Regions from separate parts of the Homo sapiens genome. Here region 1 is linked to region 2. A link is a contact called in ENCODE Hi-C or POLR2A ChIA-PET data. All regions are on one chromosome and are shown on one strand. Each heading gives the region's core, a stretch centred on a gene start or an enhancer-like site at or near the end of the contact. The rest is flanking DNA. Distances are from core to core; before and after follow the strand shown. Region 1 overlaps SMG6 (SMG6 nonsense mediated mRNA decay factor). Region 2 holds the start of SMG6-AS1 (SMG6 antisense RNA 1).

The links. Hi-C counts contacts between places; a loop is a spot of excess contacts on that map. ChIA-PET counts read pairs that join two places held with the same protein, here RNA polymerase II (POLR2A). Pooled maps may share reads with other maps.
Region 1: a loop to region 2 is called in a map with no recorded cell type, with 4 times the contacts of the local background. The contact joins the enhancer-like site here to the promoter of SMG6-AS1 in region 2. A Hi-C loop is called at or near these places in 1 of 168 maps with a recorded cell type or tissue (ascending aorta), 1 of 37 single-sample maps with no recorded cell type and 8 of 50 pooled maps. POLR2A ChIA-PET finds 5 or more read pairs at or near these places in 8 of 52 experiments (AG04449, CD8-positive, alpha-beta T cell, activated CD4-positive, alpha-beta T cell and 5 more).

The regions. Positions count from the first base shown.
Region 1 is chr17:2,279,341-2,283,940 of GRCh38, forward strand. It overlaps SMG6 (SMG6 nonsense mediated mRNA decay factor), which reads right to left. Exons shown (of 19, transcript NM_017575.5): 7 at 4,285-4,395; 8 at 3,307-3,519. Among named protein-coding and RNA genes, the nearest start is that of SMG6, 22 kb to the right of the region's middle. Within about 2 kb of position 3,156, at least 2 of the 41 ENCODE cell types and tissues checked have a DNase peak (open chromatin) inside an H3K27ac peak, as active enhancers do.
Region 2 is chr17:2,088,011-2,093,014 of GRCh38, forward strand. It overlaps SMG6-AS1 (SMG6 antisense RNA 1), which reads left to right and starts at 1,728. Exons shown (of 2, transcript NR_199038.1): 1 at 1,728-1,759. All of the region lies in intron 13 of SMG6 (SMG6 nonsense mediated mRNA decay factor), which reads right to left. RefSeq lists enhancers at 1,340-1,519, 1,530-1,629, 1,650-1,749, 1,780-1,859.

The sequences.
Region 1 (4,600 bases), core at 1,906-4,405, 190 kb after region 2:
GTAAGATTTGAAGTAGCAGGAGCCAGATCATGAGGAGCCTAGTGGACTATGTCGAGGATTTTAGACCTGATTGTAAGAGCACACAGAAATAACTAAACACTTTCAAGAAGGCAGTGGCATGATCAGAAATGGATATTTGGAAGTTCATTCATTTGGGTTACTGTCTAAAATGAAAGGCCAGAAGAGGACCAGGAATAAATCTGAAAAGACCATTATGAACTTCTTTCCATAGTATATGGATTACTGAAATGGTGATAGCTTGAACTACGATGGCAGCAATGAGAAAGGAGAGAAGTGGATGGCTTCAAGTTACGATTAGGAGGTGGACTCAACAGTATCCACCTCCTAATACCAGGTGGTACTGACTGGATGTGGGGACAGAGGAAAGGAACATGTCAAGCACGACTCCAGTCGCTCACAGGAGAACTTCTCACACTCTAGACTCCAGCCATACTGAACTACTCGCAGTTCCTGAAGCCTCCATGCCTCATCCACATTTTCATGCCTCCAAGTAGAAATGCCTTTACGACATCTTTAAGCTGCAAAATGCGGCCTCGCCCCAGCCTTCCCTAACCATGACTGGATTAGGTGTTCCAACTGCATGCTCCCACGGCCTCTCATGCTTGCCTTTATCACAGTACTTACCACACGGAACTATAATGACACACCTATGTCTTCCTCACGTGACCAAGTGCTCTTTGAGGTTAAAAATCATTTTTGGTTATTTTAATTTCTCTATCCTCAATGCTTACTTCTTATCAATGTGTGTGTTCCAAGGAACAGAGAAAGCAAGCTAAGCTCTTGGGACCTACTGTGAGAGAAAAAAAAGAATATAGGAAGCTAACTTGGGCCTAAGAAAGCAGGTAAAAATGGCAGTGTGGTTTCCTGGATAGATAAATGAAAAGTTATGAAACTGCAGATTTCTTTTTCTTTTTTTTTTGAGACAAAGTCTGGCTTCTTTGCCCAGGCTGGAGTGCAGTGGCACGATCTCGGCTCACTGCAACCTCCGCCTCCCGGGTTCAAGCAACTCTCCTGCCTCAGCCTCCCGAGTAGCTGGGATTACAGGAGTGCGCTGCCACGCCCAGCTAATTTTTTTGCATTTTTAGTAGAGACAGGGTTTCACCATGTTGGCCAGGCTGGTCTCGAACTCCTGACCTTGTGATCTGCTCGCCTCGGCCTCCTAAAGTGCTGGGATTACAGGCGTAAGCCACCGCGTCAGGCCAGAAACTGCAGATTTCTTCGAGGGCTGGTAGCCTAAAATGAAAAGCTCAAACTCAAAGATTTAAATTTAAAGAAAATTAAGGGTAATAGTTACCCAAGGATGATGTACAAACTAAAAATATATAGTTTCATCAATAGTTTAGAAAACAAATTACCACGTTGTAGTCTACCTACAAGAATTTAAAGTTTTTACCAAAAATATATTCATCTATTATTTGTATAATTAGAAATAAAATGGGACAGACATGATACACCTCATGCCTGTAATCCCAGATCTTTGGGAGGCCACGGGAGGACTGCTTGAGGCCAGGAGTTTGAGACCAGCCTGCGCAACAGGGCAAGTCTCCATCGCTACAAAAAATTAGCTGGGTGTGGTGGCATGTGCCTGTAGTCCTAGCAACTCAGGAGGCTGAGGCAGGAAAATCACTGGAACTCAGGATTTCGATCGCATCACTGCACTCTGGCCTGAGCAACAGAGACCGACCCTGTTTTTGATTGTATTCATTTATTTTTTGGAAGGCAGAGTCTCACTCATCACTCAGGCTGCAGTGCAGTGGTGCAGCCTTGACGCTCTTGGGCTCATTCTTGACTTTTTTGAGACAGGGTCTTGCTCTGGCACCTACGCTGGATCATAGCTCATGACATCCTTGAACTCCTGGACTCAAGCAATCCTCCTGCCTCAGACTCCTGAGTAGCTAGAACTAGAGGCCCGCATCACCATGCCCAGCCAATTTTGAAAATTTTTTTACAGAGACAGAAGCCTCGTTTTGTTGACCAGGCTGGTACTGAATTCCTAGGCTCCAGCGAACCTCCTGCCTTGGCCTCCCAAAGTGCTGGGATTACAGATGGGAGCCACCACACCAGACCTTGACTCTTTCTTCTCCCTGAGCTCCCCACGTTCAACCAAGTCTTTTGGATTCTACTGTAATAATATGACTTGTGTCTGTTCACTTCTTCCCACCTCCAAAGCCATTTCTTGGTTCAAGTCTTTTTCATATCTCACTTGGAACTACCGCAGCACCCTCCTTGTCTCCTATTTCTAGTCTTACTCTTCTCCAAACATTTTACAAAGCGGCCAGGGTTTATTTCTGAAGAGCAGATGTTATTCCCCTATTTAAAGCATCCAATAGCTTCCTACTATTTTCAGGATAAAGGTCAAATAATTTATCATATGACCCTTCAACATCTAGCCCCAGCTTACACCACCCACTGGGTGAATTTTACCCTTAAGGCGCAACGAACCAGCCACTGCAGTTTTCCACCTACCGTGCTCTCTCTCCCCCAGCCAGCCTCAGCCCTTTGCATATGCTATTTCCTTTGCCTGGGAATCACTTTACCACCTCCCTTTCCTTCTCAAGCTAACTCCTACTTGTTCTTTATACTTCAATTGACCAATGGCTGCTTTGGTCCCATGGCTATGTGCTCTCATATACTGGGTGTGCACCCCAAAAACAGAAGTAATTACAATGTTAAGTCTCTTGCGTCCTCCACTAGAATGCACTGAGACAGCAAGAGATCTTGTTCACTGTTATCTTTAGTGACTGGCACACTGTCGATAATTACTTACTGAGTCAATGAAGAGGAGAAATCTTCTAAACAAGCCTGTGATTTTTCTACTGTCATTTCTCCTGGCTTAAAGGAAAAAGTCCCCGCCCAAGAGTTATAAGAGGATATCCCATAGAAAGCCCATCACAAATCAGACTAACTAACCTATCCATGCTACTTTAGTTCATTCTCGGAATATAAGGTCAACCAAGAGGAAAAGATAAGTACAAAATCCCACATAGAATCCTAAAGCATCATGTTGATGACGCTGAACAAAAAGCAGCAAAAAAAAAAAAAAAAAAAAAAAAATTCTAATCCTACTTTTACTAAATTCTGCAGTGACACATAGTGGTGAGAGAGGGAAGTACATAATAAAGATAAAGGAAGCGTACATGAGAAGGGAAAAGACCATCAGGGAGCCTCAAGTGGTTTGTCTTCCTTGCAATCAGTGGGAAGTATCTGTGCCTCACAGCTGTATGAACCAGGGCACCCAGGCTTACTGAGCTAGTTTGGCTCATTGCATCATTCTCAGGAACTTACATCACTGGGACTCAGGCTGCCCAGCCCATTCTCTTGCTCAGAATCCTTCCCAGACTCAGTGCCCTGGGAAGACCGTGGATGGGATGGATGAATCCAGATCTCCAGGCGAGTGGTGTCATCTCCAACATGCCGGAAAGTAGACTTCTTTCCTTTCCGCCACTGGTCAGGGCTCAGGTCAAATTCCTCATGTTGCTTCTTTTCCATCTGTTCTGCCTATATAACATACAAACACATTAGCTCATGGCCTGGTGTGGTGGCTCACGCCTGTAATCCCAGCACTTAGAGATGCGGAGGCAGGCGGATCACTTGAGGTCAGGAGTTTGAGACCAGCCTGACCAACATAGTGAAACCCTGTCTCTACTAAAAATACAAAATTAGCTGGGTGTGGTGGCGCATATCTGTAATCCTAGCTACTCGGGAGGCTGAGGCATGAGAATCACTTAAATCCGGGAGGCAGAGGTTGCAGTGAGCCAAGATCGCATCACTGCACTCCAGTCTGGGCAACAAGAGCGAAACTCTGTCTCAAAAACAAAAAACACACATGAGCTCAGACTTTCCTGAGACTCAGCTTACAAAGAGAAAAGCCTCACCTCACCGGTATTTATTTGACAATAAAAATACTGTACCACAGTCCCAAAGTAGCAGAGTGTCATCTGCTTTGTTTCATATAGTTATTAATTCTGTAGACTGAAGGCTGTAGAGCACGTACATGTACATCCAAGGGCCCCTGAAAGCTCTCCTGAAGATCACAGTTTTGTTCTGCACAGGGGCTGACCAACTACCCACCAGCACAGTCTGATGGGACCATTTAAGGACACTATGAGTCATTCCCCGAGGACACACAGACACTGAGCAATAACTGCACCTTGGATAAACCTCACTGGCTACGATCCTGCCGGTGCGCAGAGCTAGGGCACACCAACACTCAGGGAAATGCACTATTCGAGGAAGGAAGGGTTCTGCCACATCCCCACTCACCTTCCGCTTGGTCTCTTCAAACAAGCTCATGAGACTCTCCTTGGCAGTCAGGATAGGGTTGCTGGCAGCTAAACTGCGCATATAGTAATAGACAGCGTCAAGCTTCCTCCTCTGTGGAAAGAGGCCAGAGACATTCAGTCAACCAATTCTCGTCCTAACTCCAGCAAGAGGCAGCTGACTCAGGAAACCCTACTATCTCTCCCAGCCTGTCTCCCAAACTGAGAGGAATCCCAACAACAAAATCAGAAATGCTATCCACAGGAGAAGCCATTGCAATTACATCACAGATCTCTTCTTGCACAGTATTATATCTTAC
Region 2 (5,004 bases), core at 478-2,977:
CACTGAATGGAGAGGAGAGGGGAGCTAAGGAGTGAGAAGAGGACAGAGGAAAAGCTTGCAATTGTCCTTGGCCTCACCTGGACGATGAGAGGTACACTGGCACCCCTGCTAAGTGTGCAGAGGAAACCTGCCCAGGACAGGAGTGTGCCACGGACACATGCACAGACAGGCGGGCAGGAGTGTTGCTGCTGCTAGAGCACGGGCTACATGGTATGCTGCGTGGCTAAGAAAGCATGGTTTCTGGCCGACAGGGAGAAAAGCCACATGTGTGGATGTGGGACTCCTGGAGATGGGGATTTCCAGGGCACAGCAGGACCCAGGGATGTGGACATCCTGAGGCCACCTGCAGCACTTCCTTACAGGGTCTGTGGGAATTGCCTATTCCATGGACACAAGCAACGAGGAGTAGCCCTCTCCCAGTTTTCATTTCCGCCCCATTTAGAAGGAAATTGGTTTCCTTGGGGATTGTGTCTGTCATAGCTATTAGTTCCTTCTCTAGGACAAGGACAACTGCTGGCTGATATGCAAAAGGCTGTGATCTACTGGGGTCTCTGACCTGGTGTTAACAGGCCTGGAAAGGATTCTACCTGTTTGGAGAGAGAAAGGTTGTCTGTCTTTTGGAAGAGTACCCTGTCCTTTGCAATCCAAGCAGCAGGGAGGATGGTCAAAGCTGTGTAAAGTGTACTGTGGGAGTGAGAAGTGCACAGTCTGAGCTCTTTAGTAGATGGAGAAACTGAGAGGCAGAATGTCCAGGGCTTGCCCAGAGGCACAGAGAAACCTTCTGTCTGTAGCTCACTGGCCTGTCTGCAAAAGCATTCTGTCTTAACTTGGGGGGAATAAGCCCACTGGGGAGAGGACCACCGCTCTCTTGATGCTGGAGTTCTGTAGGAGACTTACGGGAATATTCTCCTAGACAAAGCCTCCAGCACTTGAGTCAGGGAAAAAGCAACACAAGACAGTTTAAATACAGTTAATAAGAGACTTCATAATGAAAGAAGCCTTTCAAACCACTGACAAAAAGCCAATTCCAAGATGATCTTTGCTTGGTCTAGGAGGACTTCCTGGTAGGAGAGGGGTTAAAGCTGGACTCCCTGCTTGGAGAGGAAGGACTCCAGATGAAGTCTGTGACATCATCCCCACAGTTAACTCTGCTCGTGAGCACATTTTTCCACTCTATATCAATGAAAACCAGAGAATGTAAGTGGCATGTATATCGCAGCTCTGGGGGCAAACTCTGGATCCTCCAGAGGAGAAAGAGCTGGGCGGGAGAGGCTCCCTTCCTGGGCTACATTAGCACGTGGGGCTGGACTGGGGATAGAGGCGACTAAAAGGGCCGCCAGCCAGGGAACACCCTGGGGAGCCTACGGACCTCTCCTCTGCGGTGTACCTTCTCAGTCACAGTCCTGACCCTTCTGGAGGGAGATGCACTGTGTAGGCGATTGTCAAGAATTCCCAAGTTAATTGACAAAATATCACATACAAATCATTTCAATCAGCTTGGGAAAGAAAACTGGGGCTTTAGGTCAGGGAAGAGCTGAAAGAAAGCCCCTTTCCCTTCCCCTGAAGATTGTCGGAGGCAGCTTACCACTGCAGCAGGAACTGAAACCTTTAGCTTTAGGGCTCCAGTTATCACTCTAATCAAGTCCACACGCAAAGAACCAAGCAGAAAGGAAAACTGAAAGTGAGATGTGGAGAGGCGATACCGGAGGCTGTTCTCTCCTAGGCTCAGTTCCTTAGAGAGAGATAATGTAAGCATCGGGTAAGTAGGGGCTGGAGCCAAGGGGAGCGAGGAACAAAGGAGAAAACCTCTAGGTCAAGAGAGTAGACTGGGTTACTGTTCTGGGGTATTTAAGGTGGAGAGGTGGAGAAGTAAAGAAAAATGGTGTTTCTTGACTGGGCACGGTAGCTCACGAATGTCATGTCAGCACTTTGGGAGGCCAAGGTGGGCAGATCACCTGAGGTCAGGAGTTCAAGACCAGCCTGGACAACATGGTGAAACCCCATCTCTACTAAAAATACAAAAATCAGCCGGGTGTGGTAGTACATGTGGTAGTCCCAGCTACTAGGGAGGCTGAGGCAGGAGAATCGCTTGAATCTGGGAGGTGGAGGTTGCAGTGAGCCGAGATTGCACCACCGCACTCCAGCCCAGGCAACAAGGCGAGACTCTGTCTCAAAAAAAAAAAAAAAAAAAAGGAAAGAAGAAAAAATGGTGTTCTCTGAAAACTGGTGACTCTTCACAGCCACTCGGTAGGGAACAAGCACAGTGTGGGTAGAGATGCCCGGCGGGGGAGGGGGGTTGGGGAGAGAAAACGAGCTATATGCTGCTTTATGAAGGTAGGGAGGGTAAGAGAGAACGGGAACTAAGCACCAGGTATCACATACTCATGTGCTCTGAGTTGCAAGACTTAACACCTCAGGGCAGCCCCGGGGAAGGGAGAAAACCTCCAAATCTAGCCAGGGAATATGAGGAAGGGCTGGAGAGCCAGGACCCTGGATGCAAGCTCTAGGGAGTGAGGGACTCGCTCTATCGTTACCTGGTCCCCGTTTTCTCCAAACAGGCTTCTTGGAAGGCACAACCATGGTTACTAGTCATTTTGCAAAATTTCTTTTTCTGAATTTTTGGTTTGGAGAAATCGGAGTTTAAACTTGTACTATCAGCCAGTTCTTTTTTCTAGTCTTAACAGTCCAGCTTGCTACTGCTCCTCTGGTTAAAGAGAACAATCACACGGGTTTCCCCCCACAAACTCAAGTTTACAGGTTGTTTTTCTTGTTTCTCTAAATGGAGCCAATTATTCTCACATTTGTTGAAACCTTCAATCAAACTTTATAGCTTGTTAATTTTACAGAATGTCCTTAGAGCAAATAAGATGCAGACAGGAACATGAAGTCTTTCTGAGATTATTAAGAAACCTTAAAATAGCCTACAAATCCAACACCAAGGCTGGTAAAATACAGGCTGCTTGGCTGGCTTCTGAGGTCAATTAGCAATGGGTTAATTATCATCTTTAATGAGCCAAACCTCCAGGATTGGCCACAAGAAATTTAACTCAGACTAATGTGTTTTCACAAACTGGGAACCTCTAGTTATGCACTACTCACCCTCAGAGGAAACTGAAGGGTGGGAAGCTCAATTCTGTAGCAGCCAAGGGTGGGCCAGCCTACGAAGGGGTCTGCCAATGGAAGTTCAGACACAAGAAATAAAAAATACCACACAGGGAATCCTCTGGAGCTGGGAGGACAGAGGAAATGGTTTATTCACATTCCTAGGGGGAGGGGCCTCCTGGCAGGAAGCAGACTCCAGAAGGCAGGAGCGAAACTGGCCACAAGGATGCACAGTCAGTCTGAAGACACAGGCAGTAGCTTAGGATGGGGAGACAGACATTCACAGCCTACTTGAGTCAGAAGAAGTTGGTATGAAATTGAGAAAGAGGCTCATGGGTCAGAGAGGAGGGAAAGAAAGAACCTGTGCAGGGGCTGAATGATAAGGGGGACAGAGTGAGAAAAAGCACACATCCTTGGACCAGATGCATCTCCTGACAACCTCGGAGCATACTGTCCAAGGGATCAATTCAAACAGTATTTCACTCTTTCCCTACCCCTGCTATAGCTGGGCCTCTTTCTATGTAAAGCGTTAAGTACAGGCTACTTTCTCAGTCTTTTTGCTTTTTTTTTTTTTTTGAGAGAGAGTCTCGCTCTGTTGCCCAGGCTGGAGTGCAGTGGTGCGATCTCGGCTCACTGCAAGCTCTGCCTCCCGCGTTCACGCCATTCTCCTACCTCAGCCTCCCGAGTAGCTGGGACTACAGGCACCCGCCACCACGCCCAGCTAATTTTGTGTGTGTGTGTGTTTTTTTTTAGTAGAGACGAGGTTTCACCGTGTTAGCCAGGACGGTCTTGATCTCCTGACCTCGTGATCCGCCCGCCTTGGCCAACCAAAGTGCTGGGATTACAGGCGTGAGCCACTGCGCCTGGCCCCTTTTTCTTTTTTTTTTTTTGAGACAGAGTCTTGCTCAGTCACCCAAGCTGGAGTTGCACTGGCATGATCTCAGCTCACTGCAACCTCCGCCTCCCGGGTTGAAGCGATTCTCCTGCCTCAGCCTCCTGAGTAGCTGGGATTACAGGTGCGCACTACCATGCCTGGCTAATTTATGTATTTTCAGTAGAGACGGGGTTTCGCCATGTTGGCCAGGCTGGTCTCGAACGCCTGACCTCAAGTGATCCACCGCGCCCGGCCTTTCTCAGTCATTTCTAATCCCGGTGTCCAGATCCAACCCTCCGTAGTCCTATGGTTGGCCTGTGCTAGCTGAAGGGTCATTGGGTCACAAGATGAAATGCTAACATCATTGGTCCACCCACAGCAACCACACCATTCCATGTGTCTGGTCCCAACAGCTGTGTTTTCTTCTTAGAGGAGGCAATGAGGGCCATTATCAATCAGCCAGCATTGCACAGATGCCTGCTGTCCCCACCTGTAACCACCAGGTGTGTGCTGAAGTCTCTTAGAGAAGGGGAGGTGGGAACTGGCAAATGGTCAGATGGCAAGACCTGGTGCTGGTGGGGAGACTATCCCAAGACAGGGTTACTGAAGATCCCAAAAGGTACACGTATATTTGGCTACTAGGAAGGAGACGATGTTCACACTGAAGGGAGAACCAGGGGAACAGGGGAGTTGTGAAGCACACACAGGAAGTAATGAGGTAAATAAAGTATAAAAAACAGGGCCATTCTGGCAAGAGGCAAGACAAGGCAATACAGGAGGTTGGACAAGAGCCTGGGCTTCATAGTTACACAGACGTGAGTTCAAGTACTAACTGCCACTTCCTGGCTGTTTATCCTTAGACAAGTTACTTAACCTCTCTGAGCCTTTGTTTGCTCAAGTTGTTTGTGAGGTTTAAAAGATAATACAGGCCGGGTGCAGTGGCTCATGCCTGTAATCGCAGCACTTGGGGAGGCTGAGGCAGTGGATCACCTGCGGTCAGGAGTCCGAGATCAGCCCGGCCAACATGG